2 separate regions of the Homo sapiens genome follow, and region 2 is linked to region 1. The links are chromatin loops, found by intact Hi-C in ENCODE. Cell type or tissue: GM12878. All regions are shown on one strand. Each heading gives the region's core, and the rest is flanking DNA. Links, peaks and the distances in the headings are about the cores only.

Region 1 (16,298 bases), core at 6,673-11,672:
GTGAAAAGCCGGAGGAAAGCTTAAAATGAAGCAAATTTTGCAGTGATTATTCTGACCCTCACTGTTTAAGCTGGACTCAGGATCTCCAGACAAAAACTGCTTGTTAAACCCAACCAACTAGTTGGATGAACCTTAAGCCACCTTGGGTTTTGCTAATATTTTTCATGCCCACACCTCAACTCCAAAGTCTGTAAACTTTAAGCATCAACTCCCCATTTCAAGCACACAGGGTTTAGTGAGATGGCCTGAGTTCATCTCGCTGGTAGAATTCTTTAGTGGCATCTCCTCATCCCTTTCCCACCCTCAAAGCCCATCCTGATGGTGCGGTCACACCACTGGAGAAACCATAGACCTTCTTAACTGGGATTACCAACACCTTCTCTTAGTACGTATTCACATGGCCTTGGATGTTAGGTGACTGCCTGTTCAGAGAAAGTGGGGAGGGTGAAAGGGAGTGAAAAGGCAGAGGGCACATGGACAACAGTTCCTTGCTGTATTCGTCTGCTCAGGCTGCATAAAAGAATACCACAAACTGCATGGCTTAAAGATCAGAAATGTATTTTCACACGGCTCTGGAGACTGGAAATCCGCAATCCAGGCTCCAGCAGGTTTGGTTTCTCCGGAGGCCTCTCCCCTTGTCTTGCAGGTGGACGTCATCTCTCTGTGTCCTCACATGGCTTGTTCTGTGTGTGTGAGCTCTTAGTGTCTCATTCACTTCTTATAAAGACACTAGTTCTATTGGATTAGAACTAGTATCTTCTTGCTTTTTATTTTCTGTGTATCCATTGTATGTTTTTTGGTTTGAGGTCACCATGAGGCTAGGACCTCATATTTATGACCTTGTTTAACCTTAATTACATCCTTTTGTTTTATTTTTGGTTGTTGATCATGATGTACAATTCATTACTTTTTTTTCTTTTTTTTTTTGAGTTAAGTCTCACTCTGTTGCCCAGGCTGGGGTGCAGTGGCACAATCTTGACTCACTGCAGTCTCCACCTCCCAGGTTCAAGCAATTCTCCTGCCTCAGCCTCCCGAGTAGCTGGGACTACAAGCATGTGCCACCACACCTGGTTAATTTTTGTATTTTTAGTAAAGATGGGGTTTTGCAATGTTAGCCAGGCTGGTCTTGAACTCCTGACCAGAGGTAATCTGCCTGACTGGGCCTCTCAAAGTGTTGGATTACAGGTGTGAGCCACCATGCCTGCTCATTAATTACCTTCTTTTAAAGGCCTTATCTCCAAATACAATCTCACTGGAGGTTAGCACTTCACATATGAATTTTGAGGGGACACAGCTCAGTTCATAACACCTACCATAACTGTTTTCCTCACAGAACATCCCTTATCCTCTGATCTTGCCCTTCTTATCTGATTGGGAAAAAAGTAGATGCTGGCCAAGAAATGCAAGTATGACTATGCAGTTTGAGAATTGCTAAGCTAGGTGGGGAGGGTGCATGAGACAGGAAGAATGAAAACGTGGGTGGATGGATACATGAATGGATGGTTATTACATGGAAAGACAAATGAATGAATAAATGGCTTTGGCAGTGTGTTGATGGCACCAGGACAGAAATTACGTTCTGTTTCTTTAGGGTTTGTCTTTTTTTTTTTTTTTTTTTTTTCAATAATACAGGGCTTACAAACTCAAATGTGCATGCCAGACAGGTAAAAAGAGTTGCAAAAAGAGGCCAGGTGCAATAATAGGCAGTTGTAGGGACTGACAGATTAGAGAGAGCCTACCGTATATAAAGGGGCACCAGTTACTGACAAAGACTCTCATTCTGACCAAACTTGAGTCAGGCTCCTCTGAGTCCTCTTTCTGACTAGGCCCCAACCTTGGGCTCTGTCCTTGGCTTGCTTAGTCCAGTTTTAGCAAGAATCCTGCTAAGTCAATTGAGTGAAAATTCCCCACCCTTTGTATTTGATCACCCTCAGTACCTAATCAAATTCCTCAGCCCCCACCCTTAATACCCTATCACCCTTGCCTGCCTTCAGTAAGAATCCTGCCATGTCAGTTTAGCGGGAATCCCCCTAGCCTTGGTGTTTCTTCTTAGTAATTTTTCATCCACTGACATCCACCCTGCTCTTTGGCTACACATTATCACTTTTCCTTGTTGTATTCGGAGTTGAGCCCATCTCTCTCCAAGGCTGCAAAACCCCATTGCAGTGTTCCTTCTTGAATAATGTCTTACTTAAAGTCTTTAACAACTGTCATGAAAAATTTCTCTTTCACAGTCTCAGCTCTAGACAATTGTTATCTTGTGGGATGCTGACCTCATGTTGCCAGAATGTCGGATTTTACAAGGGAAGCCAGAAATCTGGGTTTTCAGATAAATTTTTTCACTATTTTTATTTTATTTATTTATTTTTTGAGATGGAGTTTCACTCTTGTTGCCCAAGGCGGAGTGCAATGGCGCAATCTCAGCTCACCACAACCTCCACCTCCCAGGTTCAAGCAATTCTCCTGCCTCAGCCTCCCAAGTAGCTGGGATTACAGGCGCACGCCACCACGCCTGGCTAACTTTTTTTTTTTTTATTAAATTTTTCTTTAAATCTTGAAATTCAAAAATTATAAAATATTGTATAAGCCAAATGAATGCTCTTGTAGTCCGAATGCACCCTGGAGGCTGCCAGATTTCAACTCTTGGGATGCTAGAAAGGCATCTGTAATGTTATCACATGAAGATATAGATGCTTGTGAGTTTAGGCTCATGAGTAGACTGCCTGGGTTCATACTGCAATCCACCACTTACTAGCTTTGTGATCTCAGGCAATTATGCATATAATTCTTAGAGTTATTATAAGGTTAAAATTATTTAATGCATGTAAGTACCTAGAACAATGCCTGCTGCCTAGTAAGAAAGCAGTAACTGTGAGCTGGTATTATTAGCTAGTATCATGAAATCTCTTGGTTTCCAATAATACCATTTCTGTAAAATGGGGGAAACCCACTTGCCTTTTTTACCCCCTAAAGGCTTGTTGTGCAAGTAAAAGAACAACTGTGAAAGAGCTTGAAAAAGTAGACACATTGCTAAGAAATACACCAGGCATTTCTATGTTCCTATTCCCACAGATGAGGCACAGCCTTTCCCAGTGCAGGGCTGGGACTCTGTAGGAAGAGGAAAATAGCAGTAACTAGAACCAGTCCTTTATTCTTCTCAGGGTCATTTGCTGTTTTGTTGTTCTTAGAATTTGGTGAGTTTTTCTTTTTCTTTCTTTTTTCAATTATGATAAATTTCAACATTCAGAAAAGTAAAGAAAATAATATAATGAACACCCAAATGCCCTTATCTAGATTTCCTAATTATTACATTTGGCAGATGTGCTTCACTTGGTGAGTTTTCCTGGCAGATATATGTGAATGGAACATGCAGAGATGTGGTAGAGAAGTGGGGAGAATTGCAGAATAAAGACAGACTGGGAAGCTGAGAGCCGTAACTACCGCAGCCTCTACTTATTTTTTAAACTTGTAAGATCCAATCAAGTGTGGATGGTTGCCTTTTGGATAGGACCCTGGAGAAGGGACTTCTGTGCAGAATGGTTTGTTATGGAGAATACATTGTTAGCACCTTAAAGAAAGTAATATAAATGGGATAACAGAAATGATTTTATTATTTATGTGATTTTAATTTATTTTTAAAGTATCAATTCTTTTGCAAAGAGAATATATTCATGTATTGCTTATGTCATTGAAAATTAAAAATTTCTAGAGAGACTTTCAATGTGGAAATGTCTCTGCCATGAAGAACTCAGGGGTTGAAACTTGTGGATCTGAGAGAAGTCTGATAAAATCAGTGATTTAAAAAATGTTGGTCACTAAAATTGAAAGGTTTTAAAGGCAGAAACACTCCGATTCAAAGAAAGTATATGCTAATTATAAGTGATTCGTTTCTGGTAGATTATTTGAAAAGATTCTCTAAGACATATTGCCCCATTTCTCAACATCAACTATTACTGCATTTAAATGCTAACTCTTCTCTCTGGAAAGGATGTCTTAACAACATGAAAGCAACTAAACTTTGCTTTAAAATTCTATTATTCAGACTCCACATTAATTTAAGCTGACACTCCTTCTCAATTGGGGCAAATCATCAAAGCTTTATTGTATTGAGAACCTTGAATTCAGCAACAAAGAGCGTGGGGTATGGAGGGAAAACGTTGAGAGGGGAAGGGTGGAGAGCTCCCAAGGCCAAAAGAAGGGAGGGGCAGGGAGGAACACTGCAGGAAGGACAGCAGAGAGAAAGATGGACCTTGGAGAGGCCAAGGGGAGAGCGGGGAGTTAGAAAAAGGCTGAGATAAGCAATGGGAGGCCTCCTCAGAGGGGCCTTACACTGTCAAACTGCCCCTGGAGCCTCTGCTCATTAACATGGTAGAAGCAAAACTAGCCTACAACTTTGTAGTCACAAATTTTTCTCCAGAGTTATGGATAAAAAGGGAGCTAGGAGATAGAGAAAGGGAAAACATTCCCTTTCTTCCTACATTTGGATGCCTCTCCAATGTCCTTCCTAAGGCACCCTGCCCAGTGGCCAGTGCCTGCCAGTAAGCCCACTCCACAGACCCTGAGGCCTGGAGCCCCAGCCCTGGTCATGGATTAGTGCCTGGCCAAGTTGCACTCCAACCCCAGGCCCGCAGCCGCCCTTCCTCCTCCTTTCTGTTGTGATTGACTCTGAGATATATGATGTGGGATATACTAGGTGCAACGCATCATGTTCGTTATTGAGGCATAAGGTAAGGAAGGATCTTTTGAAATGTGAGGACATCATCCACAAACTGTCACTGACCATTTACGATTTATAACTAGAATGTAATAAGATTTATAAGATGCACTTTAAAGCCTAAAAGAAAACTGAGTTTTTTCAACATGTAACAACATGTAATAAATATTAATTTCAAAAACCAAAGTAGCCCCAGTTGGTCTTTTCTCTACACCAAAACAATCCTCAAGGATGCATGAAAGCCCATGGACACTGTGGAGCAGACAGCTCCTAGTGTCCAGAAACCCGTCTTAGTCCAAGTGGGGGGGCACTGCAAGAATTCAGTCCCCAGCCTACCACCTTCCAGCTCTGGGCCCTCAGAGAATGCCCATAGCCTTCCCGAGTCCCAATTCCCCAGTTTGTAAAATGGGAATAGAAATAATCTGCCTAATCTTCATGCCAGGGGGCCTGTGAAGATGACAGGGTAGATAAATGATTGGTTTTCCAACCTTCATGGAAGGCCTAAGCCTGAGTCTATGACCTCCTCTCCAGTTTTAAGACATAAATCAGATCATGCCATTCGTCTGCTCAAAACTCTCAAGTAACGCTTTTTCACTCAGAGTGAAAGTGGAGTCCTTCCACAGGCCTAGAAAGCCCCACCGATTCCAGCGGCACCTGCTTCTTCGCCTCTCACAGCTCCTCGCTTGCTCACCTGTTGCAGCCACACTGCCTCCTAGCTGAACCCTCTCACAGGCAGGCTTTCACCTTAGAGCCTTTGCACTTCTGAACCCTTGCTGGAACCCTTTTCTCCAGAGTACCATAGCTGACTCCCTCACCTCCTTTCCTCACATAATGGATGACTCCCTCACCTTTAAGTTTTTGCTAAAATATCACCTTCTCTATGAGACTGACCCACTTAAAATTGCAACCCGCTCTGCTTACCCCCATCCTGCTCTACTTATATTTTCCCAAAGTACTTATCGCTATACAAGGTAATAAATAATCAATAGCTCACAATGTTTACCCTTCATTCTGTGTCTTCTCTGCTACCATATAAGCCCTGGAGGGCAGCCGTCTTTGATTTATTCATTTTTTTCTTAAGCACCTAGAGCAGTGTCAGGTATATTAATGACCTGCAATAAATAGGTTGGATCTTTCTTAGAAGTCCAGGATATAACATCAATAAAAGAAGGGCTGCTACAACTGAAGGGATTTGTGAGCTCAAAATCCCTCCTGCTATCTCTCTACGAGCAAGTGCAAAAACTGCTGACATTTGTTCTTGTGTGTGAAACCAGTTTTGAAGTTACAAATTGCTACTTGATGTCAGGTCCAAGGGCCTACACAATAGCTTGCACATAGCAGGTGCCTAGTGGTACAGATTATAAGGGGAAGGGAAGTAACATTTGTTGAGCAGCTACCAAATGATAGGCAGTGTCTGTGCCTAGTGAACTATAGAAGTGATTTCATGAAACTGTCAACCCTTCTACCATTGTCTCTCCAGGACCTCATACCAAGCCTGGCATGTATTAAGTACTCAGTAAATGCCTGCTTATTTCCCTAACAACCCTCTGAGGCAAGTACCATTATCCCCATCTTGGAAGGGCCCAAGATTCAGATTTAGATAGCTTGCTTAATGTCATACAGCTCGTGATCAGAGCCAGGATTTAAATTCTTCTCAGACAAGCTGCAGCCTCTCTGATCCTTTGAGAGAATGTACATTAGCATCCCTCCGAGCTTCCCTGAAGCAGAGCTGTCTCCCAGCGACACCGGAGATGAGGGGAGGGGTCTCTTTCTCCACCTGGACTCACTTCCTCCCTTTGTGCATTTGGCTCACCTGGAGGGGTCCCCTGCTACCTTTTGATTAATGGGTCTGCCCTTCCCATCCCCCCGGCCGAATGACCCCAGAGTTAGCTGCAGTTCATCTTGAATCATAAATCAAGTTCTCAAAGACATTGCAGCTTTGTGCTCAAAATCTCACTAGAATTCACATTCTTTGTGAAAGGCATTTGCTTATGAGTAGAATGATGGATTCATCAAGTCTCTCCTTTTAAGAAAAATCTGGATGGTATCTGCTGGTTTCTCCCTGCTCCCTCCAAGAAAAAAACAGCCCTAGTTACTCAATTTCATGTAGTTAGAATTCCCCCAAGGACCTCATACTCAGCTTCCACCCTGGCCATACTAAAGAAGAGCCCCAATCATGTTGCCATTTTACATAGATAGAAATCATTTGCAACTTGCACATTTGTTGTGCTTTCCATATACCCACGATTAGCTCGGATTTTATTTTTTAGCCATTGCTGAAGTGTCACGCGTCAGCTATTTACACTGTATGGGGACAAAACAACCTAATGTATGTCCCAGACCTATTTTATAGAAGCCGAGAGGCAGCCTCTGAGTCTCCGGTTCCCAGAACTCTAGCCCTGGGAGAAAGCATATCCATAAATCTCCCAATGCTTTATGCCAGGTTAGAATTTCTCTTGGGAATTTTGGAGTTTGTATAAGAGTTGCCTCTAAAGGCAATTGATGAACTATAGATGTCAGGCGGGTTTTCATTTTCTGTGTGCTTTTTATTTCATCTAGAACCAACAGTGGCCTTTAGAATTGGATTCTTTTCAGAGACTCTCTCTATAGGTTTCATGTTCAAAGGCTCCAGGTTGGAGGAGCTCGAGGTTCAGCTGAGTGTCAGAAATGACCAATTCTGGCTGGACGCAGTGGCTCATGCCTGTAATCCCAGCACTATGGGAGGCCGAGGGAGGCGGATCAGTTGAGGTCAGGAGTTTGAGACCAGCCTGGCCAACATGGTGAAACCCTGTCTCTACTAAAAATACAAAAAAAAATTATCTGGGCATGGTGGCACATGCCTGTAATCCCAGCTACTCAGGAGACTGAGGCAGGAGAATCCCTTGAACCTGGGAGGCAGAGGTTGTAGTGAGCTGAGGTCACGCCATTGCACTCCAGCCTGGGCGACAGAGTGAGATTCCGTCTCAAAAAAAAAAAAAAAAAAATGACCAATTTCACCAGTACTGCTCTATTAGAAAAAGGGTGGGGGTAGTTCTTCGGTTTTGTGACTATCCTGTGTACTGGAGGACATTTGTACTTGCAGCCTCATCCAGAAAATGCCAGGAGCATTCCCCGAGGCACTCTAACAGTCAGAGGTGTCTGTGGGCAATACTCCAAGCACCCCCGGTTGAAAACACCAACAAGGCTATCTCTGAAAGACGGTGAACTGGGGCAGCACCACTAAGTTTCACCATCAGTGAGGCGTCAGTCTAGATGGGCACTTTCTTTCCACTGTAAGCTGCTTCCTATTCTTGTTGCCTTTGATGATCTTTGTTTGCCTTCAAGTCGGGTTTGTTACATTTGTTTTCATCTCCAATTCCTGCCATATAAAAATGAGGGCAGTGAGAAAGAGAAAGGAAATACTGAAATTTTCCCTCGGACTATAGCCTCCCAAGAAGGGTCGTGTTCTCTGGAATGACTTTTAACTCTTTATCCAGTTAATGATCGGGAAAGTTTACTAGATGTAGGTTCCCAAGCCCAGCAAGCAGAGTATGTGATAAGAGATAGAAACAGGGACAGAAAAAAATGGATCCATCAGGACCCAGACATTGGGGTGCAACCAGTGGGTCTTCTCCAGCTCCACAGCGCATCAGTTCTGACTCGCTTGTAGATTCCTGAGTACTGCTCATCTGCCCTACAAGGCATAGTGGGTTTTCTCTGATTTCTAGAAATGTCAGCATTCTCTGCAAGGTGAACGGCCAGAGTCGGGATCTTCTATTCAGGCAGAGATTATATAACTCCCTGGGCCCTGGAAGAGCATGACTGTCTACCAGGAACCATCCAGAGAGGCTGTCAGATGAATCAGCATCTGTTCATGCCCTGCCTTGCTTCTCCTGGGCATGACTGCCTCACATGCCAACACCCAGGCTTACAGGTCAACTATTCCAACCCTGCATCCTGCCCACCCCACTTGCTGGGGAGTGCTCTCTACAGCTCTCAGTGCATCCTGTTTGTTCAGACCCCTTTGTCTTCCACTGGCGCAACCGAGAGAGGATTCCTCCGAGCCCCTTTGCTTTTGGCTTTGAAATCAGATCCTGGCACACCTGATTATACTCAATAGCTGGAAATGGTAAGGATGTCCGATGGCAGAGAGCTCTTGTTTTAAGTTCTGCATGCCAGGAAGGCAGGGGGCTGGGTCTCCTTCTCAGGGCTAGGCTGGAGGGGCAGGATGCTCTAGCGGAGGAAGCAGTGTTAACTTGAAGGGAAACGCAGTTGAAAAGGAACTCGAAGCACGGGCTGCCAAGCGCGTAGAAGTGGTAACTGACGACACACTGTGGGGCTCAGACCCCTTCCTCTCTGCTCATATGCCCCTAGATGGGAAACATTCAGTTCCTGCTCAAGGGAACCAGGAGAATCAAACCTGTCTGTCCTGCTTTTTCTGTAGAAGTGTCAGCTCTGAGGCCTTGACTAGGTGGAATAAATAGTGACTTACCTCTTAACCACAGTGAAAAACCCATCAAGCATTTGGATATTAAGGGCTGCCCCTGTGTTCTCAAGGGACCCTCAGCCTCAGACACTGCCTCCTTTCAAGCAAAGATGCTGCCCTAACACGCAAGTCCAGTGGCTTTAAGAGTCATTATGAAAATTTCACACAAAAAGGCACAAAGAGCATCCATGTACCGAAACCCAGCTTAAGAAATGAAATGTTACTGATGCAATTAAAGCCGCCTTTGTCCTTTTGGTCCCATCCTTCCATCCTGCCTTCCCCCAGCAGTAACCACTCAGTCATTGACAAACAGTGTGTCAAACATGCACAAACGGTGATGTGTCCATCCCTCTTTGGAATTACTTAACCTTTTTGAACCTCAGTGTATTCATCGGTAAAAGGGGGCTACTGACAGGATGAAGGAAAATGATTTATGACAAATATTTGGCTGTTGTTCCTATAAAAAGGAAAAAGTCACCGGAAAAAATGGGTCAAATGTAAGACCCTTTCCAGCCTGGCCCCAACTTGCCCCGGCAGCCTCCTCTCCTCTTGTAGCCATATTCCCTCCTCTCCTCTCTGCAGCAGTGTTCCCCAGATATGCCACCTGTGTCCATGCCTCTGGGCCAATGTGGATGCTGTGCTTACTTGCCTGTAATGCTGGTCTCCTGTCACCATCTTCCTTTAACACTGGGGTCCACTGTCCCCACCTCTGACAGGGCCCAGATGCAGTGACTCCTTGGTGCTCCCATGGCCTGATACCTCTGTCTGAGCACTTGCCGTATGGCTGTGATGTTCCTGGTATGTCTGCCTGGCTTTTTCACTGAGCTGCTTATGCAGCAAGGCAGGGATGGGGTCTTCTCCATCCAGTGGCCTGGCCTATTGCCTTCTGGCGCATGGCAGGACCATATGCAGTGAATGAATGAATTCCATTAAGAACATTCGTGATTCATAGGAGGAGGTCAAAATATCAACATTAACAGGAGCTTGGAAGAAGCTGATTTCCACCCTCATGAATGACTTCAAGGGTTCAGGTGCATGAGTAAATGACAGTTCCATCAACAGACTACAACTTTCTGCCCTAGTTAACACAGGGCATCTCCATGTCCCCAGTTCTCCCTATGGGCATTTTTCTCTTTGAAATTCCAAATCTTTTCTGTTCTAGAAGCACGAAACTACAAGTTCTCTCTCAACTCTTCAAATGAGGTTGGAACAAACAGAATGGGGGCATGAACTTTTTTCCCCATAACTTCAATAAACAACAGTTTTAGCCTCAGTAGGCTTTATGCAAGCCTTCAACATCTTTTTCTAGGTATCTTGACACTCATGTTCTTTTTCTTCTTGCAGCCTATGGAAATTCCTAGAGACAGATAAATGTGCAAACCTGTTCATCTTGCCAAGAAAAATCCGCTTTTCTGCCACAGAAACAAAATATTGGGAAAGAGTCTTGTGGTGAAACACCCATCGTTCTCTGCTAAAACATTTGGTTGCTACTGTGTAGACTCAGCTTAAGTCATGGAATTCTAGAGGATGTATCTCACAAGTAGGATCAAGAACAAGCCCAACAGTAATCTGCATCATAAGCTGATTTGATACCATGGCACTGACAATGGGCACTGATTTGATACCATGGCACTGACAATGGGCACACAGGGAACAGGAAATGGGAATGAGAGCAAGGGTTGGGTTGTGTTCGTGGAACACATAGGTTTTTTTTTTTTAACTTTCTCTTTCTAAAATATTTCATTTTGATGGAGGTGAAATTTATATAAGATGAAATTAACCATTTTAAAGTAAACAATTCCGTGGCAACTAGATATCATGATGTGCAACCAGCATCTCTGTCTAGTTCCAAATATTTTCATCACCCCAAAAGCAAGACCCATAACCATTATGCAAGTGTTCCTATTTCCCCCTCCTCCCAGCTCCTGGAAACCCACCAATCTACTTTGTTGCTATGGCTTTACCTATTCTGGATATTTCATATAAATGGAATCATATAGTGTCTGTCTTCTTTCACTAGTATGTTTTCAAGTCTCCTCCATGGTGTAGCGTGCATCAGTACTTCATTCTTTTTATGGCTGAATAATATTGCATTGTCAGGATATACTGCATTTTGTTCATTCATTCATCCGTCAGTGGTCATTTGGGCTGGTTCCACCCTTCAACTATTGTGAATATTGTACTGCTATGAACTTGCATACACATGTATTTATTTGAAACCTATTTTCAATTTTTTAAGGTATGTACCTAGGAGTGGATTTACTTGACATATGGTGATTCTATGTTTAACTTTTTGAAGAACTGCAATACTATTCTCCACATGGCTGAATCATTTTGTATTTCCATCAGCAATGTATGAGCACAGGTCAGATTTTTTGGGAGTCACATTTTAAAGTGGCACAAGACCCTTCTAGAGGGCTCTGTTCCATGCACACAAAACTCATAGTCTCCACGTGAAGACACAAATTTTTCACAAACATGCAGGCAGAGAAAGGAGAGAAAGTGGACCCTCAGCAGACAAGTTGAAAGATGGTTCAGAGAAGCAGTGGACTTCACCCATCATCTTGCTGTGCTCTCCATAGCTAAGCAAGGGGCAGACTGGAGATTCCACTGGCTACTTTGTCTTATTTTCACTTCTTTCCAGTTAGTCCCCACTACTCTACCCTTTCCACAGGACTGTAGGGTTACGGTGACTTTCCTACCCCTAGCCAGGTTCCAGTGGTGGGGGACTCTGTGAATATAGGATCTAGTGTTCAGAGCTCCCAGATTTGTGCAGACTGAACTCTACACATGCTACTTGTCAACATCTGTGAGCCAGAAATAGGAGGAACACCTTTAAAAAGAAACCTACAAACACAAAGTTATTCATAGATGCTCTTGAAGGGCAAAGCAGGGCCACCACCAGAGCCCCATGCAATTAGACTCATCAGAGGGAAAGGGCATAACACTGGCTTTTTTCTTAAAACCACCTGGAAGGAGCTGAGACGTATACTAAATGTATATAGAAGTATTATTTGATTGGAAGAAACAAAAAATGCATTGTATTATAATCTGTCTTCCCTTGCCGTCTGGTAGCTTAACTGTCAGCAATTTTGGAGGAAAGCCCTTCCCAGCAGGGGACTGGGAACCCCTGGGCAATGTCTTTCCTATGACACATGGATCTCTATGGTTGAATAAGGGGCTGAAGGAGGAAATAGACAACAGGGGTCAGAGAGCAAGGCTAGAGGAGGCCTTTGAGAAAAGAGAGTTGTGCCCCCTTTTCAGTGAGTGTGGGGCCTCTGGAGGTTGGCAAGAAGAGGAGAAGGTGAAGGGTTTCAGCACTGAGAGAATGATGTTTCTGGTGGGGCTTTGCCAGAAGGGGGCTCATCACATGTGAGTTTTTGCACTCGTAAGCCTAAGGGGCACAATGGGTTTTGAAATCCCAACATATCCAACTAAGAACAGGAAGCCCTGGGACTCAGCACAGACTTGAGTCCCCCATTGGATGCAATGTTTCTTACTAAGCGGAAAGAACTTGTTTTCACTCCCTGCCAATGAGTAAAGAATGAAGAGCTAGATTTTTCTTTGAAGGTGGTGGATCATGACCCCTCCTTGAGACTAAGCAAAGAAGCACTGATGTTACCATGGAGAGGAGTGAGCCCCTCACCCACCCCAGGTGAGAGGTCTTATCCTGACTTTTTAGTCATAATCCAATGTGATATTTTGCAGGGTTAGTGGATGCAGTAGGTTAAATGGTGGCTCCCAAAAAGATACGTCCATGTCCTTACCCCCAGAACGTGTAAATATGGCCTGATTTGTATAAACGGTCTTTGCAGAGGTAATTAAGGATGTTGAGATGAGATCATCCTGAACTACCCAGGTGGGCCCTAAATCTAATGACAAGCATCCTGATAAGAGACACAGAGGAGGACAGTCACAAAGAGGAGGAGGCAGTGTGACTACGGAGGCAGAGACTGGAGTTAAGCAGCCCCAAGCCAAGGAACACCTGGAGCCACCGGAATCTGGAAGAGGCGAGGAAGAGGTCTCCCCAAGAGCCTTCAGAGGGAGCCTGGCCCTGCAGACACCTTGATGTGGGGCTTCTGGCTGCCAGGACTATAGAGAATACATTTCTGTGGTTTTAGGCCACTCTGTTTGTGACACTTTGTTGCTGCAGCCCTAGAAAACTAATGCAGTCAGGTTGCCCAGAGAGATGAAATGACTGGAGAGAGAGAGAATCTGGTCGTCTAGAAAACTGAGTTCAGCCCCTGGACTTGCTGCTGGGGTCTGAGGTGAACTTTCCTAAACGTTGTGCTGTGGAGTCTCTTCCCTCTTGCGTTCCTCATACATTAACTTCTCATGGCAGAGATCGGAGCTCATGGTTCACCTGAGGACACTACTAAGGACCAAGGAAGTTCAATCAGATCCTCACATCTATTTGAAATAGTGGTAGTAATAATGACCACACTCTATAGAATGTTTAACATGTGCTAAGTATGTCACATACATTATCCCATTTAATCCTCGAAACAATCCTACATGGTTGCTATTCTCATCCCCATCTTACAGATGAGGAAACTGAGGCTCTGGGAGGTAATGGAATCTGCTCAAGGTCATTTGGCAAATGCTGGTGGAGCCAGACCTTGGCCCCAGGTTTGCCTGTGCTTAAGCCACAGTATTACAGAAGGCTCAAGACCCACAGAGATGGTCGGGCCAGCAGCCCGTAGCACCCAGCTGTCAGATGAGAAAGGATTTATTTATTGATGTATGTATTTTACTAGCAGCACTGGCATTAGAGTTTCTTTGTCAGTGAGGGTTGGAGTGATGGGTTGATTGAAATGAAGGTTGCTGAGATGACCTGGTGGGTCCTGCTAACAGCAGATGGATGTCAAAACATTTGCATTCAGGGGGAGATAAAGTCAAAACTGGGACAAATCAACTTTCTCTCAGCTCCAGGGCTCTAAGGTCCTTTCTTCGCTCTCAGCCTTGTTGGGAAAAGAGAAGAACCCCCTGCCACATGGTCTCTCTGGTGTGAGAAGCTGACAGTCCACTGCTGAGCTTTCCCTGCTTTGCCACAAATAGAGGCACCTCCCCACACAACTCCCTCTCCTGCTGGAATGGGAAGAGAGGACACTGGCTGTTAAGAAGAGCTCTGGGGATCTCCTGTCCTGGGGCAAACTCAGTTTCTGGAGTCCCCTCTTATAGGGCTAAACCCAGGTGGGCTCTGACTGTTTGGGGTCCCTGTGCCTCTCACAGTCATGTTTTCAGAGTTTTGGGAGATCTGGGCTGGTTTCCCTCTTGCCATGGTTCATGCTGGGGTGTGGCCAACATGGCAGCATCTCCCCTGCCCTCCCAGATTTCAGGTTGGAGGGAGTTCGGCTTCAGAGAGACAATCCACAGGCCTGCAGATTTCCTCCCATGCAGACCTCAGTGCAAGATAAAGTCAGGCAAGGCTGTGCCACAGCACAACAGCATAATAAATCCCCCTCTGGCCTCCTCCCAGACTTATTGTTCTATTGCAGTTGTTTTGAATATGATCAAAAGGAAGGAAGAGACTATGCTATCAGACTGAGGAAGAAGGATGCTCTCCTGACCGCTCCTGTTGCCCTTGGCCACCTTATTTTAAATATGAGGAAACCAAAGGGCAACGTGCAGCCTAACCCCATCCACATCATGAGGAGTGATGAGCTGCAGCCAAGGCCCCATGGAGCTTTGGTGAGGCAGCAACCCCTGTGCAAACTCGCTGACAGCTACCTTAGATGTCCAGCCCTGTCCTTTTACACACCATGGGGGGCTGGAAGGCCCAAGCACAGGGTCAGCAGCACTTTGAGGCTGGAGCCGGAAGTAGGCCCTGGAGCAGCTGAGGTAGCTGATGTTAACCCCTTGGACTGAGAACTAAGGCTGTAAGGCCACAACCGTTGGAAATAATGGGCCAGAACAGGAACTGCCCAAGCTCAGCTGGCCCGGTGCCCACTTCTCAAGATAGTGAATGGCTCAAGTTCTTTGGAAATGTTGTCAATGTCAGGGCTTTGGCCTTGCCTATGTGCAGCCCAGGTTCAGGCACAGGCATGGGGTGGGCTGTGACATCGGCCACCACTGCTGGATTCCTGCAAGGAACTAGAGCAGAAAGCAGCGACTTGCCTTAGCCTTCAAAGGTAGAAAGGGCGGAGCCGAGTGTTCCTCTTCACAGACTTGCAGGCTCACACAGTCCTCTGCCCTGCCCAATGCCCAGATGCTGATTCGCCAGGTGCCTGGCTGCCACAGCCCGGTCACCTTTATCTGGGCTGGAAGGCCACGTCTGAGCCATCAAAGGAGCCTCAATGGGAGGGGACGTCAATGTGCTTCCTCAACCAGAAAGGTGGTTTGAGTTTGGCCAAAGCAGCCCAACCAAATAAGTAAAAGCCTGTCAATGGAAAGATGGGGGCTGCTGGGAGATCACACGACAACAGAATGAGAACCATTATCAGTCTCATCCCAGCCTGAAGGAGGGAGAGCCTTTGAAGCCACAGACAGGCTGAACAGAACTTTCCACCTGAGAGACGCTGGAGATGGGAGGTCAGGCTGCACTCAGCCCCTACGAAAACTGATCAAAGCCTGCTGCAGAAGGGAGGGGGGCGCACAGCTGCAGTTCCGACTCCCCCCACGGGCCGCCCGGGACTTTCTGAAGGCAACAGGGCTGCCTTTGCAGGGCCCTGTGGGAAAACCCAACACAGATGCACATTGCAGCCAAACCCCCAAGCACTGCTGGGAGAGGGAAAAATAAACCCCTCAATAGTCCTGAAAAGAAAAGGGAGGGAATCAAAGCACACAAAAAATGCAAAGACCACCCACCTGATGAGTGCCTACCTTTCGGAAACAAATAACTCCTGGCTTCCAAGGCGCACTTCTAAAAGAACAGACGGACTGAACACTGCCTCAAAGCTGCATGCACCAGGGGATTTGTGGGAAGCTGTGGCCCCTTCTAAGCATCGGAAGCTTAATTTAAAGTGTGTTGGCCTCTGCGGTGCCTATTCAAGGGCTCCCTTGCATCCGCTGTCCTCCCTGGGAACCTGGGAGACAAGAATCCTCATTTAGAAAAGGACAGGATCCTGTGTGGACTCCTTTATCGTGGTTCTCTCAGACAGGACAGCCATATCTGCCAGG
Region 2 (16,298 bases), core at 6,342-11,341, 170 kb after region 1:
ATTTTGTCGCTGTCAGTGCCTGGCAGGCAGATGGCCCTGAGCCTCAGTTTCTCCATTTGTGATGGGAAGAGAACTCCCCGCCCCATCTCCCAGGATGTGGTGCGTGTGAACAGGGCTGTTTCTGTGGGTGGTTTAGACCCCCGTGGGTGCTTGGCACTTCCTGCCTGCAGTTGGTGAGGATCGTGAGCAGTTGTAATCAGGCCTGATAGGAAGGCCCCCAACTCTACCGCGGCCTTGAGTGGCTGCCAGCTCCATGACCAGGCCTGCTTCAAAACTTGCCTGCAAGTTATTTTTTTCAGGGTGTCTGGTTCCTGTAAACAGGCTTTCCCAAACCCTCTCAGGCTCCAAGAACCCGCTTTGGCTGTGCATCCCACTGCCGTTCATGCTCCCCAGCCCAATGGAAAACCTCAAGACAATCCCACTCCATTTGGCTTCATGCAAGCCCTCCCCTCCAGCTCCCTCCCCCCCTGCCTTCCCAGGTAAGTTAGAGTGAAAGGAGGGAGTAGGAGGCTGGGATGGAGACACCTTAGAGAGAGGCTGGCCCCACCAGGCAGTCATGATGGTCTCAGGCCTGCTATGTAACACCTTTCCCCAGCACACCTACACTGGGTGGGCTAGGTGAGTGGGTTGTGCCAGGAGGCAAATGGTGAGTGTGTGTGTGTGTGTGTGTGTATGTGTGTGCGCCAGCTAGCTGCCCCCACTCTCAGGAGCCCGGTGCTGATGGTGATCTCTCTCTCTCTCAATGCAGGAACAAGGGGCTGCATTGTTAGCTAGCCTATCTCTTGGTTTCTGATTCACCCCGGGCCACGGCAGCCTGAGCAGGTTCACAGCTGCTCAGGGTTATACTTTCCAGCACATTTAGGACTTGGAACAGCCCCAGGTTTCAGGAACACATGGTGATGGGGGAGGGGAGGGGCTCAAATAGACGGGGTGTGGGGGAAGCGAGCTACTTCTTTCTTTCTTCAAGATGAATCTCCATTTTCATCATCTGATAGCAGGAACAGCATCTGAGGACGGCGGATGAATTGCAAACCTGCTCAGGTCGGGGGAGAGGGCAGGCGTGTGGGGGAGATGGGCAGATTTAGTTCATCCTGGCTGAGGTCTTCTTGTGCAGCCGTGTACCCTCTGACACACAGCTCTTGCTCCAGTTACAGCCTCTGCACAGCCAGGGCCTGCCAGGGACGCCCACCCGCGGGGCACTCTGGCATACATCTCGGAAGTCAGCCCCCAGAGTGGGCCTCTGGCTTCCAGCAGCCATGGCCAAGAGGGCAGGGAGGAGCTGGAAACCGGCCCTAAGAGGTGGGACGTGAGGAACACCAGCTTCCATCTTACAGATCGGCGGGGTCTTTTCTCTCTGTTGCTAGTGGCTGGCTAAGGAGGAAATCGAGACTATAATTTCCCAGCCTCTACCATCTCCCTATTTTCTCTGAGACAAGTAACTGCCTCACAGCAGACAGGAACCAGGTGACACTGCTGTCCCAAGCATTCTGCCCACATTCAACCACAGCCATTCATCCATCCATCTGATATCTGCTGAGGGCCTTCTAAGAGCCAGGCATGGTCCAGGTGCTGGCTTTTAGCAAGGAGCAGAACACAGTCCCTGTCCTGCAGGAGCCAGGAGAACCCACAGGAATGGCAGGCATTGACAGCACCATGTACAAGGGGCTCGGGCTGGGCAAAACCAGATTTGAGCACTGTCAGTGACTTTGAAAAGCCTGGACCCTGCTCACCTGGCAGCAGGCAGCCTCCTCCTCTGCTGCCATCTAGCTGGACAATCTGGGGCAGGGTTCTCTTGAGCCTGGTCATCTCAGCCCACCCACAGAGATGACTATAGGTATCCTGCCTACCTCCTAGGGCAGCTGAGAAACTCAAGTAAGATTTGTGCACAGAATCCCAAAATATAAAACCTTTGTCCAGCTCTCAGATTCTTCTCCCCCTTTTCTCAATGGGGTAACTGAGGACTGAGGCCTAACATGCAGGAGCCTGTATCAGAACAGGGAGGCTGCTGTGTGCTGCCAGAGATTGCCACCCCTCCCAGCCTCTCTGGGCAGTACTACACAGAGCTGGCCTCTGTGAGGGGTGCAGAGCAGCTCCGGGACTCCCACACAGAGCCCCTTTCTCCTGCGCTCTGGCCCAGAGCTCGCTCTCAGGGTCCTATAATTGAAAAGGCGACCGCAGGCCGGCAGTGTGACCTTTGGGCCTGCCTGGGCGGGTGACTGAGTTAGGCCCCCAGGTCCCCCACCCCTGAGAGGACCAGCCAGGCCCCAATTTTTCACAGACACAGCAAGGAAGGTGCAGCATGGCAGAGAGGACCGGGCTGAGCTCCTGGCTCCCAGCCCCCATGGGTCACTTGTCCCCTCTGCTCCACACTGTTCCCATTCACTATGCGGGATCAAGAACTACCACCCTCTCTTTGAGGATAGACAGGGAGAGAGGACAGGGTGTATGTCAGAGACTAGATGAGTTTGCAGCTGAATAAAAGGGTTTAAGCAGCCTGGTTAAAACAGGAAAGAGCCTCAGTACAACCTAGTCATAGTGCTGCCTTTGACTTTCTACATAGAAGTTTCTACAAAGATGGAATGTTCTAGAGTTGCACTGTCCAGTAGGACAGCCACTAGCCATATGTGACTATTGAGCACTGAGATGGAGCTGGTGTGACTGAGAAACAGAACCTTTACCTAAGTTTAAATAGCCACATGTGGCTAGTGATATCCATATTGGACATTGTAGGTCTCGCGGTGGGGGGAATGCTGAGGCTTTGGAGCCACAGAGATCTAGGTTCAAATCCTGACGCTGCAGCTGAAACTTAGCACTTCATGGCTAGGGCATGCTGCTTGACCTCTTGAGACTCAGTTTCCCCGTCATTTAACAAAATTTTTTTGTAAAGACAGGATCTCGCTATATTGCCCAGACTGGTCTCGACCTCCAGGCTTCAAGTAATCCTCCCACCTTGGCTTCCCAAAGTGCTGGGATTACAGGTGTGAGCCACTGCACCAGCCTCCCCATCATTAAATGTAGAGCTGAATAATATACTAAGTGAGCCTGGTGGGGGGCCAAGGCCCAGGGTCCAGCTCATAGGAGCTGATAGTCCATCTATTAGGACTGCTGCCTCGGCCCCTGCAGAGATCAGTCTGGTGGCTTCAGGCATCTGTGTCTAGGAGGGCTAGATTGATCCAGGCTTTTTCTTCCTATGTGTGTACTGAAGGAAGCCTGCAGGCAGGAAAAGGTTGTTTCTCCTTAGTGTGTGGAGGATTTGACAGAGCAGGTCCAGAAGTGCCAGGACAGGTTGTCAGGCTTGGACCTTCTGCTCTGTGCTCATCAGCTTCATGCTTCATAAACAGACATCCCTAGATTCATTTGGTGAGCCTGGTGGACCCAGGCTGGACAAAGATGGGATAAGAGGACATCTCCTGCCCTGGAGCTCAGCTGCCAGCTGTTTTCCTCCTAAGCTGCTGCCCATGAGCTGACTTTCTTCCTCCTACACCTGAATCAGAACTTACCTGTCCCACCTGGTAAAAATCTGCTCATTATTTGCCTGAGTGACAGCTCCTTGCCTTGGCCCAGGCACTGAGGTCTTCCTAAGATCTGGCCCTGCCCTTGCCAAGAAGCGCATCGCCACTGCACAACTCCGACAGGAGCACCAGGGACCATGAAAAAGAGGGAGCTCTGGGCTGGGTTGGCAGGTGAGATGGGGTGGGGAGAGCTCCCCAGCTGCTCTCTGAGGACAGCCACGTCCCTGGCCTTGCTCTGTGGGAGCCTCTGAGCCAGCCACCCTGGAAACCTTGGTGCTACCAGTGCCATGTCAGTGGGGGCTGCCCGGACCGAGAATCTGGGGCTCAGGACACTCAGCCCTGGGCAGCACTGACAGACCTGTCCTCATGGTGCATGGCAACAGGGGCTCATTCAGATGATGAGGGCCACTGGCCCGTGCCCCCTGGTGACAATGGCCAGGCAGGAGAGCTGGCAAGTGCCAGGGCAGCCAAGAGTCACAGAGGAAAACAGCCGTCATAGTGCCAAGGATAGTGAAGCTTGGTTTCCCCATCACCCCTTCATCTCATCTGCACCAAGTGTAATCACTCAGCCCTACTTCACAATCCCTCTACAAGGAATAGGACGGAATGAACTACACTCCATCCACAGAGGGAAACATGGAGGTTCAGTCACCTACAGAAAGTCACCTAGAGACTCTGCCTCAGGGTTCTCCCTGCCTTCTGCCCCACACCCCACCAGATCATCATCATCCTCGTCCTCCTGATCATCAACACCATTGTCATCACCATTTATTAAGTGCCTGATTTTGTGTGGAGCATGCATTGTTACATCATTTCATCCTCACTACAACTCTGTGAAGCAGGTATATTTATCCCCAGTTTACAAAGGGAGAAACTGAGGACCCAAGAAGTTATTAACTTGTCTAAAGCCACACAGCTCCCTGGAGTAAGAGAGAGGCTGTACAGCCCAGGATGTCACTCCCTGCACAGCACAACCACTCAGGAGAGAGGGGCGGGAGGGAGGAAAGGCTGGCGGGATGGTCTCTCCTCCATAACATGCCACCAAGCCCAAGACAAAGGTCTGCTGCTGGCAAGGGTGACCGTGTGGCCTGGAGGGAGGGCAGAGAGTGGACAGCGCTGGGGGAAAGCCCTGCAGAAGCATGCTAATCTGCACCCCTCCTCTCCACCCACGGAGCCTTTTCCTCCAGGCCAGCCTGTTCCACAGGAAAAACAATCTCCCCTGCCTGGGGACGTGAGGCCCTGGGGCCGGCTGGGCCACCTTCTGGTCTGTCTTCATTCAGATCCCATTTCTCTCCTCTCTGGAAGCTGGGGGAGGGAGTCACGCTGGGGAAGGCGAGGATGAGGCTAAAGTCTTCATCTGTCCCCCTTTAAGCCAAGCAAAGAAAAATAGCCCTTTGCCAAGATCTTTCATCTCAGTCATTTACTCTCGCAGATGTTTTCTGCAATATAAACAAGAAGCAAAGAATGTTGGGGAGGAGAAGAGGGCGGGAGGCGGGTAGGAGGGAAAGGAGGAGTGAATTGACAGCTTTGAAATCTGGGCCTGCAGAGGGCAGGAAACAGGACCTTGGGAGGGTCCCGACTGCCCTGAGAGCCTGGGCAACCTCAGGACACTGCACCGGGGCAAGCCAAGGGTCGCTTCCCAGGGTGTCTTTGAAAGGAGATTCTGGAGAGGCAGCCCAGCCCTTGAGTGGGTGGTCTCCCCAGACGCCCTCCCTCTGCCTGGGAAGCGACACATGGACGGCAGCTGCTGGGGCCCTATGGGCCCAATCTGGAGCCATGCCCTGCCAGGGAACACACCTGCCCACCTTAGCACTCCCCAAAAGTTCTGGGGCAAGGACGCTCAGCCTGCTGCCAATGGAGGCATCAGTAGGACTGACAAGAGATGCTGACACCTGCAATGGGCATTAGGGTGCATGCGGGGGAAAGAATCTTGAGCTGGTGGGGGTTGGCACCTCCTACAGTGGGTCAAGAAATAAACCAAGGAAATCAGGTGTCTCTGAGTTCACTGTTCTGTGAGATTCCTATTGATGTCAGTAGCTTTTAAACGAATAAGCCATGGATTACGAACTCAAATGCCAATGGGGGCTGGCAGTAACCCACAGGAGCAAAGCCAGGTGAGCACTGCCCTGACTTGAAGAAGGCTGGCCCATCTAAAGGGGGCACCACCACTCAGTTTCAGCTGGGTATTTAAGACAGCCTAGAAATCCAGAGTTCTGTATAAAGTATCCTGTTTTTAAAAATATTTGCACTAATTAAAAACAAAAAGCAGAAAAATACCGGGCTGGACACGTGAGACGTGCTGCTGAGTAGCTTTTAGTTTGTGAATCGTGGATTTGAGATTTTTGCAAAATATGCTGGTTGAATGAATAAATGCTTAGTCTTTCTGCTCTTCACTTTAAAAAGGGATTTGTGAGAAGCTTGGATAAGAATCCAATAGCAAGCTTTTATTGGGCATCTACTATCTCCCCAAAATGGAGCTAAACATTCTGATGGATTCAGAGAATCAGAGGACCTGGTCTTGCCCTTGAGGATTTACACTGTAGTTGGGAGACCGAATCAGCTCCTGGTGCAGAGCCTGGGCAGACACGGGGTTCCAGAGCATGCGGCAACAGACACTGCTCCTGCCCTCAGGGAGCTACTGTTCTGATCTGTCTCCTGTTCTGTAAAGTGGGAACACACAGGAAATGAGACCAGTCCTTGACAGTCCTTGGTTATGCGGCACAGAATGTTTAGGGGAAGGGGAGAAACTAGGCAATGCTCCCAGAGGGGGCGGTGTTTGGGCTGAACCTTGAAAGATGGGTAGGAAGAGCCACTTGTTTCCAGCTGATAAGTGAATTCTGAAACTGGCCGACTTCTCACCCAGCCAAAACATTGAGAACTCTGCAGGATCAAAACCCAGGACCACCAAAATGAGGGAGTCCTGCTTGCTAAGAAAGAGTGGCTGTCCCACATCTGCCATCAACATGTCACCAAATCGCGTATAGTGTCTCCAGGGGAAAGTCCCCTAGAGCCTTCAGGGGAAAGTCAGTGAATGGGTGGCTTGAGCGGAGCTGCAGCCACAGAGGAAGGCCAGCCATTTAGGAAGCAGTGACAGGCAGGCCTGATGTCAGCAACCTTTTTGAAAGGAAAGAGGGGGACAGATTTCACACAAGGGCCCTTGAGGGTTTCTGAGTATCCGTGGTTTCCCGTGAATGACTATAGTTTTGTGCTCCTTGCAAGGAAAGGAACGGAAAGGGAACCAACTCTGAGATTCCCACATATTCCACAAACACACTGCAGAACAGGAGAAATTATTCCCGCTTTACAGAACAGGAGACAGACCAGAGCAGTAAGCCTCCTGAGGGCAGGAACCATGTCTGTTGCTGTTGCTGCACGCGCTGGAATCCCTGGTGCCTGCCAGGGGTCTGCACCAGGGGTTGATGATGCCAAATGTGACTTGTTTGAGATCTTACAGCCAGAAGTGGCCCGGGGGAAATTCAATCCCAGATCTGCCAGACCCCAAAGCCCTGGTTCCTTCTGTGATGCTGGGGAAATCTGCATCTCCATAGATTCCCAAAGGTCACTTAAAGGAGAATGCTGGATGCTCCAAAGTTTGAAAACTATGAGCGGATGCACTCCATCATGGGTTGGTATGCCCAAGGAAGTGTTAGCATGAAGGGGGCGTGGCATGCAAACATATTCATGTGGCCAGGCATTGGAATTCAACAGAGATCCTTTGAGACAACACGCCCTCCTTTTCATGCCCGGTAGAGGTCTCTTCTCCAACAGCCCTGGGTGCGAACATCTCTAAGGGAAGCCAACTCACCACCTCACGTCCCACTCTGACTGCCAGCAGGTTGTGCTCTAGGCTGGCCCAGTTAGCCATCACCCAGTGGTCTTTGTACTCTCTTTCTGTCCTCCACCAACAAGGCTCTTCAACATGACTACCTTCCAGACACTTGAGAACCTCTCTTTTATTTGCCAGCTCTCTTATTTATCTCTTCTGCTTTTCCTTCACACATTCTCGTGTGACACACTCTCAGTCCCCTCCCCCATCCCCATGGCTGTCAGCAAATGCGATCCATTGCATTTTGCTTCTCCTTTAAAAGCAGTGCAGTGGCATTCCAAGTGGGACAGACCAGTAAAGAGGCCAGCAGGAGAAATACCTCCCTCATCTTCAACACTCTTCTTCAGTTAATGTCACCTAAGATGACACCAATTTTCTTGGTAACTGTTCAGGTTGATTCACGTCGACTTTACAGTCAACACACACCCCTGAGTCTTTCACACCTGCCCCATCCCGGGCATGTATAAAATTCCATTTGTTTAGCCCCAAGGTTCCAGATGTACATTAATCCTATTATATTTCATCTTGTTACATTCAGCCACCATGAATCCAAACTGTTTTGGGATCTTAGGAGATTCTAATTCTGTTATCCAAGATGTCAGCTGCCTCTGAAAGTTCTTCCTAGTCTCTAATAGAACTGTTGAAACAGAACGGTCATGGGAGATTCTGGGACACGGATGGAACCACCCAGCAGGCTGACATCCATCTGTTTGTTAGCAGCTTTAGGGCCACTCAGCACATCCCCAGCTGTCCCAGTGACACTGTCTCCAGCCCTCCTTGTTCTCAAGAGAGCCATGAGCTGTCTGCTCTGCTGCCTACCACAATGCCATGTGCTACCAACTTAGGAATCCTGTCTCCTCCCTCCAAAAAAGTACAGTGAGTAGTCATCTTTTTTCTTGGTAAATCCATGCTGATTCCTAACGATCATCACTTTCTTTCCTAAGCCTTCATAAGCCATCCCTTTCCTTGTAGATGAGAGAAATTAACCCTGAGTTCAAAGCAGAAGCCTTCAGACAGCTGTACGTGTTAATTCATTATGCTGGGCATCTCCATTTGCCCCTCCACAGCCACCCCATCCTCCTCCCCACTGCTCTGTACCCCAGGAAGCTGACCTTGTGGACCGCATTACTGGGCACCCTTGCCCTCTGGCTTCAGTTGGGTTCTGCCAGTGGGAGGCACCAGCAAGAGACAGGAGGGTGGGGCCAGGCGTGGTGGGTCACCCCTGTAATCCCAGCACTGTGGGAAGCCAAGGTGGGTGGATCACCTGAGGTCCGGAGTTTGAGACCAGCCTGGCCAACATGGTGAAATTCTATCTCTACTAAAAATACAAAAAATTAGCTAGGCGTGGTGGTGCGCACCTATAATCCCAGCTACTCAGGAGGCTGAGGCAGGAGAGTTGCTTGAAACCAGCAGGGTTGAGGTTGCAGTGAGTTGAGATCTAGCCACTGTGCTCCAGCCTGGGTGACAGAGTGAGACTCCATCTCAAAAACAAAGAGAGAGAGAGAGAGAGAGAGAGATGGGTGGGACAAGGTCAAGATATTTATTTATCCTCCTGGTTCTACTGTAATGGGCCCTTGCTTGGCTGTGTCTCTCCACTGCCCCTGTATCTAAGGCCATAGCCCCTGATGAATGGCTCTCTCCTCCAGATACTTTCTCTTTCACTTCGCCCCCTTTACCCTTCAGGCTCCCCCCGCTGCTAGCCCTGGAGGGCTTCATCTTTCCTTGTTAGCTTCCTTTAGCTTTACGCATAACTTGTAAGTAGTGACATTTCTAAATTCTGCTCAATTACCCCATTTGAGTGTGCCGTCTGTCTCCTGCCAGAACGCTGACCAATACACTCATATTTTGAGTCATTGCCTAAAGACTTAGGCCTAACAGTGCTAGACGTGGGAGGGAGTGTAGGTGTTGGTGAGAATAGCATAAGAGTTAAAGGCACGGAATTTGTGGTCTAACTAACCAGGATTGAACTTGATTTCCACCGCTTTCCAGCTATAGTTACTGAACTTCTCTGAGCCTCTGCTTTCTCTTCTGTAAAATGGGAGCAGTAGTCCCCTCTCACAAATTCTTTGTCAGGATTTTATGTGATTATATTTGTGAAACATTAAATTTAGCATCAGGTGCATTATAAGCACTTGATAAATGTGTTATTCTGATTATTATTAAGACAGACTCTAACCATTGAGGGTATTGCTTTGGTGCTAGAATACGCTAGCAATAAGCTTCAAGGTTTTCCTGTTTATGTCCACCAGGGAATTTGGACCTCAGGTAATCTGCCCAAATCCTGCCCAAACAGGAGTAAGAAAAAATAAGCATTGTTGTTGCTGTTATTTTATTAGCTAGAGAGGCAGTCAATTCTATCACTTATTGTCAACATAATTTTTTAGCAAAGACTACTCTAGGAGGCTGTAGTTACATTCTTTCTGACACCTTTCCCCTATCTCTTTTCTACATAATCTTAGAGTCCCCCAACCACCAAGGATGATTCCTACTGATTCAAACTAAGAAAATGTGGCACCTTTTAACCTCTGCCCTTACAGAGCTTCTCCCCACCACATCCACCCCCGCCCACAATGATATTCTTACCAAAATAAGCTCAGAAGAGAGTCTCTTAACTTTGTCCAAAAGCTAAATCTGAAAGAGGTTAAAGGTTCTCTGGTCAGTCGCATTTCACCCGACTATTTTTAGCTGATATAGGGCAAAACAAGTTTCCCCAAAGATCTGGGCCCTGTGAAAGCTGGAATTTCTGCCAAGATGGAGGAATACAGCTCTCCCTGCTGGAAAAGAGAGCACAATTCCCTCTTTCCTCACCCCGGGATACCTATTTGCTGCCAGTGAATCTCCCACCTACTCTGTCATGCTAGCATTTGATCACATTGGGTTCATATGTGCTTATTTGCTGCTCCAACCCCAATCCTTACTCCTGAGCCTTTACCACTCAACTATCAATGTGTCCACTCATCCTCTGGGCCATCTTGTGCCCTCTTATCCTCTATCTCCTGGGTCAGAAGCTTGGCAGTTTTCTGGATGTGACTCCTAATGGAAATCCATGACAAAAATGCCCTGGATTCTCAACCAGGGAGAGAAACTCCTCTTCTCAGCCTCTTCTGCCAATGTGCCCCACTCCTATTTCTCTCTCCTGAGAGCCCTAAGCCCTGCCATGTTCCTTCTGTCCTTTCAGCCCCTTTCTTCCCCTACTCACATAATGCACCAAGGGTAAGCATCTTCCTGCCCAGATATATCTGCCCTTTCACATACTCCCATGTGACTCTTTGACCTCTGTTGTTGGAATCTCTTGACTTAGAAAACCAGAGATGTTTCCATGACTTTTAAGGCTTTTGTTGGCAAGACAGCAAGGAGAATGGAGTGAGGGGCCAAGCTCAGGCTTTCTGCCTGGCCCCGGAGGGCAATGCCATGGGAAGGTGACCTCGTCACAGGCCTGGGGGCTATCCCAGTGGGATGACGCCATTGGGTACTCTATCTCAGGCTCCTCTGTTGCTCTGCCCTTCAGGCAGGATATTGAGTTTTAAGTTAAAAGACAAGGATCGAGCTTCATCTTATGATTTATGGTTTAGGCCAGGGTTTCCAAAACTGTATAAAAAGTTATTCCTGGCCAAGTTCCCTATTAGTCATATGTGTGAAGTGGAAACATCACTTTATCAGAAATATACTTCCCCCAACCCATCCCAAACTGTGTCTATAATCAGGCTCTGGAGGGAAGACACTGGTATTAGAGCTGGTGTCAGGAGAAGAACTCAAGGGAAGACGCTTTACTAATAGGACTGTATGGCCCTGGCAGTGGTGATTATACCAAACACATATGGAAAGGGATCATGGGGCAGCCAAAAGAATGATGAAAACTTCACATTGGTACTGCCCCTAGAGGTGCTTTTCCACGAATGGCTAGATTATGAATGTTTAAGCTTTCTTATTTAAGTGACCTTACTCCATCAGCACCCGTCCACTCTCTTCTGGTACCCATGCCCCTGTTTCTTGGGGAATCCCACACCATGCCCTGCTCTCAGTCCATGAGATTTCAGTGCAGCCAACTTTACCCCCAACTCAGGGTGAAGCACAGGACCCAGGCCTAAGCCAATCAGAGCATTAGATTCTCTTGGGCATAGTGATTGGTTTAGGAATGGACATCTGATCAATCAGAGCCAATGAGATACCTTAAGGTCTTCCCTAGGACTTCTGGGAAGGGGACTCACTCTTTCCCCCTTGAACCTGAAATCTGAGAGGTATAGAGCTGGAATTGCTGTCATTTTTCTGTCACATGAAACCTGACTCTGAAGCCAGCATAGCAGAGAGTAGAGCTGAGAGATTTTTCTGTCACATGAAACCTGACTCTGAAGCCAGCATAGCAGAGAGGAGAGCTGAGAGATGGAGAGTACCCAAGTCCTGATAACACATTATTTTATCCCTGAATCAATTTATATCTGATGCTGGCCCTAATTCTGGATCTTTTTGTTGCATGGGCCATTGGATTTCCCCTTTGCTAAAGCAGTTTGAGATGACTTTCTGTCCCTGGCAACCAAAGAGCCGTAGTTTACAGCTATTGTTTAAAAATACATTCCTAAGTGTAAATGGAACTAAGAGAAAGGAGACAGGGCCAGCAATAGATCTGTACTTTGCAAGCACAATCTATTGCTCAGGGGCACAGACAGAGGCATATCACATACTTAAATGTGAGGAGAGCAGTACTGGGAGGTCCTCAGACAGGAAGAGGGTGAACCCCAGGCAGGAAGTTCCATCAGCAAGCATCATGTCTTTGGAAATGAAATTATTAAACAACCAGACCATTTCTATTGAGTTTCGTTTTTGTTACACCCCTCTTGGTATGCTTAACATAGTAATAAGTATTACTGCTATAGTGAAACTCCCTTATTTATATCATCACAATTTCTATTTCCCTATTATTTACTCCCTTTTCCTATGAAATAATAAAAATATTTACTCATCATGAAATTACTTTCTCTAATTTAATCTGCTTTTCCCCCAGTGTATTATAAAGGTTCTCCAGAGAAACAGAACCAACAGGATCTCCCTCTATATATAGAGATAGATTAGATATGGATATACATATGTAGATGTGGACAGAAGTGATGTCTGCCTCTTTCAGGGTTGGCCTTTTAAAGCAACTCAGCAACCCTCCAGCTCTCTCTTCCCTGATGACAGCAATCCTGAAGTCACGTGTTTCAGGTGACATAACCACTGAGATGCAGGGGTTTATTTGCCACAGCAGCATAACCTTTCACATTCTGACTAATGTAGATGTATCTAGAGAGATGTAGCTATAGACGAGATGGAGAGAGATGGATTTAAGGGAATTGACGTATGTGACGGCGGTGGAGGGAGGTGGCAAATCTGAAATTTTGCAGGAAGTTAGGTGGACTGGAGAGCAAGTAAGAGTTGATGCTTCAGCCTTGAGTCCAAAGGCTGGAAACTCAGACAGAATTTCTGAAACTCAGGCAGAATTTCTGTTGCAGTCTGGAGGCAGAATTCCTTCTTCTTCAGGAAACCTCAGCCTTTGCTCTTCAGGCCTTCAACTGATTAATGAAGTCCACACCTATTTTGGCAGTTTCTCTGCTTTGCTTAAAGTCAGCTGGTTGTAAATGTTGACTTTATTGTAAATCAAATATAAAAACTACCTTCACAGAAACATCTAGACAAGTATTTGACCAAATAGCTGGGCACCATAGCCTAGCCAAGTTGACACATAAAATTAACCATTACATCCAGCTGGAGCCAATATTCCCCCATGCTCCTCCATATATTAGTGAGGGTTCAGCTTTGGATTCCCAGGCCAACACTAAGGTAGACACTGCAAATAATGAACCCTTGACAAAGCTCTGTTAGTTCCCAGATGGAAGAAAATTAATGATGATTGCTCAATTCAGTCTGGACAGAATGCTTTACTATTTCTGTTGTGGTTAAAGTATGTAAGTCAGCTCTTATTTATTATATCTCCATTGGTTTACTTTTCACTGTTTGAGGAATTCTCCTCCCAGCTACCATGCCAGAAAAACACTTACACCCTGCCCCGTGGATCCCCAAAAACTAAGGATGTATCCACAGACCTAACTGAAGGCAGATCAGCCTTCAGTAAGGTAACTCCAGCAGGAGAAAGCATTTTCCCCGTTGTGAGGCCTGTGGGAGATCCTCATCTGAGGCAGATGTAAAGAAGCACTTCCCTGGCCTGGGTCTGCTGGGAAACAAGTGATTACCAATCCTTGTGCTGTCCATGAAAGGGCCTCACCCCTGGCTGCTGAGGGTCTGGGAAATATCTGCTTCAATGAATACCCAGGTGCTCATTTTTCTTCTCCCCAGTTACCTGCTAAAGGCTCCATCTTGACATCAACCCTGGGGTCACCCTCCAGGATACTTCCTCGAAGCAGCCACATTCCTGGGGGCATCTGTGCCAGCAGGGGATGGTGGGATGGCAAATCAGCAAGTTCTGTCAGTCCTCAGCACCACTCTGTCCACAGCCTCATGAGAGTTTTGTCTGAGGACCTTCATTAGGCTTCAGGGCCTGTGGCTGATGACTCCAGGTCAAAGCCCCAGATGATACCTGCTCATCGAAAACCACGCATTCCACTCCACTTCCCGGCCTCCCCTGCCGTTAGGTGGAGGCCATATGACTAGATCCTGGCCAAACGGATGTGGACAGAGTCATGTCAGCCACTTTCAAGGCTTGTCTTTAAAAGCATCACAGCAGCCCTCCAGCTCTGTCTGTGATGGCAGCAATCTTGAAGCCACATTTCAGGTGGCATAACCATTGAGACATGGGGATCTATTTGTCACTACAGCAGTAGCCATTCCCATTCTGACTAAGGTAGAGCATAAAGGAATTATGATCCATGGCTCCCCTCTGCCGCCCGAGTCATCTCACAGATGGCGGGCTGTTCTCCTGCACCCCCAGGCACGCTGATCCGTGACATCTCTCCCAATCGCTGGTTAAATGACCTCAGACACCTGCTGTGCTGAAGGTGACAAGTCAGGGGCAGCATCTGCATGTCTGAAGCAGCTCAGGATCTTCTCTGTGCCCAAATCCCCAAGAAAAGTCTAAAACTGGTAAAGTAATTGAACCAAGATGGGTTTTCCCGAAAGACCTTTTACAGCTTTGAGCTCATTAAGGAAAGAAAGAGGATTTCAAGACCTAAACAGTGCTGGATTCTTTCTATTTTAGTTGAAGTTGAAAAGACGATATCTTTGCTAGAGTCCAGAAAGAGTCTTACCTGTTGAAAACTCATGCAACTTAAAGTTCCTTCATCACGGAGAGCCTACCAGGCCTGCCACGTGGCATGACCCATGGATGTGGGTGGGACTGCTTGGTATTTTCAGACTGTTGGAAACAGTGGCCTCTTGATCTCAGAGAGAGCCAAATTAAGCTGATTTCACTATTTATAATCCCTCCGGAAATAAGCAAAGAAGAGAAGTCTAATTGCAAACAGACTGAACTTTACATAGGAAATATGTAGGCCCCCTGAGGCACCTAGAAAGTGTCTAAAGCCCTAACTGCCTCCCTGCCTCCCCTGCTTCCCTCTCCAGAGCACGTAGGCCACATCTAGAGAGGCCTGAGGCTGCAGAATGGCCCTGGACTGGCCAAACCAGCCCAGCCAGCCCCTTGGGCCTAGGGGCAGGGACTTTTGGATGAGAAACAGGAAGACATTTGCCCACAGCTTGAACCATGGCTTTGGGAAGACTCTTTGTTCTTTCTTCCCCATTATTTTGGGTTTTCTGGTCTTTATTCCGTGCTTGTCAAATTCCAGGCATGCAAGGCTTTCAAACACACTATCAAACCCGCCACTTACACACACACACACACACACACACACACACACACTCCCCACCCCCATTGCATTCCCATCACAATCACATTTGTAGCAGAGCCCTGGGATTTGTAACCAAGTGGGGCCCAGTAAGAGCTTTGTGAAATTTCACATGGCCCCTGGCCTTCTGTAACAACTCCAGAGCTAAAGCCCCAGCCAGAACCCTGGGCCTTGCTGGCAGCTGTGCTGCCGGGTCACTGTGGGAGATGAGACAAGGACCTGCGACCTGCTGTGCCTCAGTTTCCCTGCCTGTCAGTTTGGACAACCATGACTGCAGCTAATTCTGAATTGTCTGCCTGCTGGTGGGACCAGGCCCTGGTGGGGGGCTCAGATTAATGGCACGGAAGTCCCAGAATGAGTCAAAGAAGAGAGAGACCAAAATAGATCAGGAGCCAAGCGCCCAGAATGGCAGCCAGAGAAGATTAGACACGCTGCCGAGAGAACCGTCCCGATGACTTTATTGAGGGCTCTTGCTCATAAACAGCCACTATGTTATTGTAACTTCCACAGACCAGGCCGACCCTTCCTTGTGACGGGAAGTTTGGGATTGGAACCGTCCGTGGGCCCTGCTGTTGCTGAGGTCACCCTGGGAGCTGGGGCTCTTCCAAAAGGAAATCAGCATGGGGCTCCGGGGCTTGGTGGAACAGTGGACAGATGGATGGTTTTTGAGTGAGAAAGTCATGGTTAGGAGTCAGGGAAGAGTGGCAAGTGCCCCCCGGCCCACCCCTCTGCAGTTCAGCTGGTGGGACTAAGTCTTTCTTTATGGGCATTTCTGCTGAAAAGTCCTTCCTCCCTTACATTTGCTTCTTGGTCTCATGAATCCAAGGAGAGGGCACTAGGCCAGGGTGACAGATGTGGAAAAAGCCCAGAACTGCTGCCATAGTTCCCATCCCTGGGAGCCTCCAGTCCCCAGCCATGCCCAGCAATGGCTTTTCCTCTCACATCCTGACCCCTCACATCCTCTGTCTCATTGCACAGCCCTTGCCCTCCTGGCCACTTGCTACTTTTAATCCTCCTCTCATGTGGAGAGCAGCCCTGGCAGGTCCATCCACTCTCATCTTCCACTGGAGTGCTTCAGGCAACAATGGAAAAACTTAAGTTTGCCAGCAAAGTGGTCGAAGGCCAGAACTT

The links. Hi-C counts contacts between places; a loop is a spot of excess contacts. Peaks named below come from ENCODE experiments on the same cell type or tissue, not always from the same donor. Only the 100,000 strongest peaks of a DNase experiment are listed, where the experiment ranks them.
Region 2: it touches region 1 in a loop (2.0-fold over the local background); 2 of 110 quality-filtered maps call a loop at or near these places.

The regions. Positions count from the first base shown.
Region 1 is chr14:68,486,601-68,502,898 of GRCh38, forward strand. It overlaps a transcript of RAD51B not described here. Among named protein-coding and RNA genes, the nearest start is that of RAD51B-AS1, 190 kb to the right of the region's middle. In GM12878, for the core only: no CTCF peak of the experiment used is centred there; a DNase peak (open chromatin) is centred at 9,321; H3K27ac peaks cover 1,212 bases.
Region 2 is chr14:68,654,481-68,670,778 of GRCh38, forward strand. The region is part of intron 2 of RAD51B-AS1 (RAD51B antisense RNA 1); the gene reads right to left. It also overlaps a transcript of RAD51B not described here. Among named protein-coding and RNA genes, the nearest start is that of RAD51B-AS1, 23 kb to the right of the region's middle. RefSeq lists a silencer at 3,604-3,732 and enhancers at 8,902-9,091, 14,957-15,457, 15,458-15,958. In GM12878, for the core only: no CTCF peak of the experiment used is centred there; DNase peaks (open chromatin) are centred at 9,201 and 9,855; H3K4me3 peaks cover 913 bases; H3K27ac peaks cover 1,727 bases.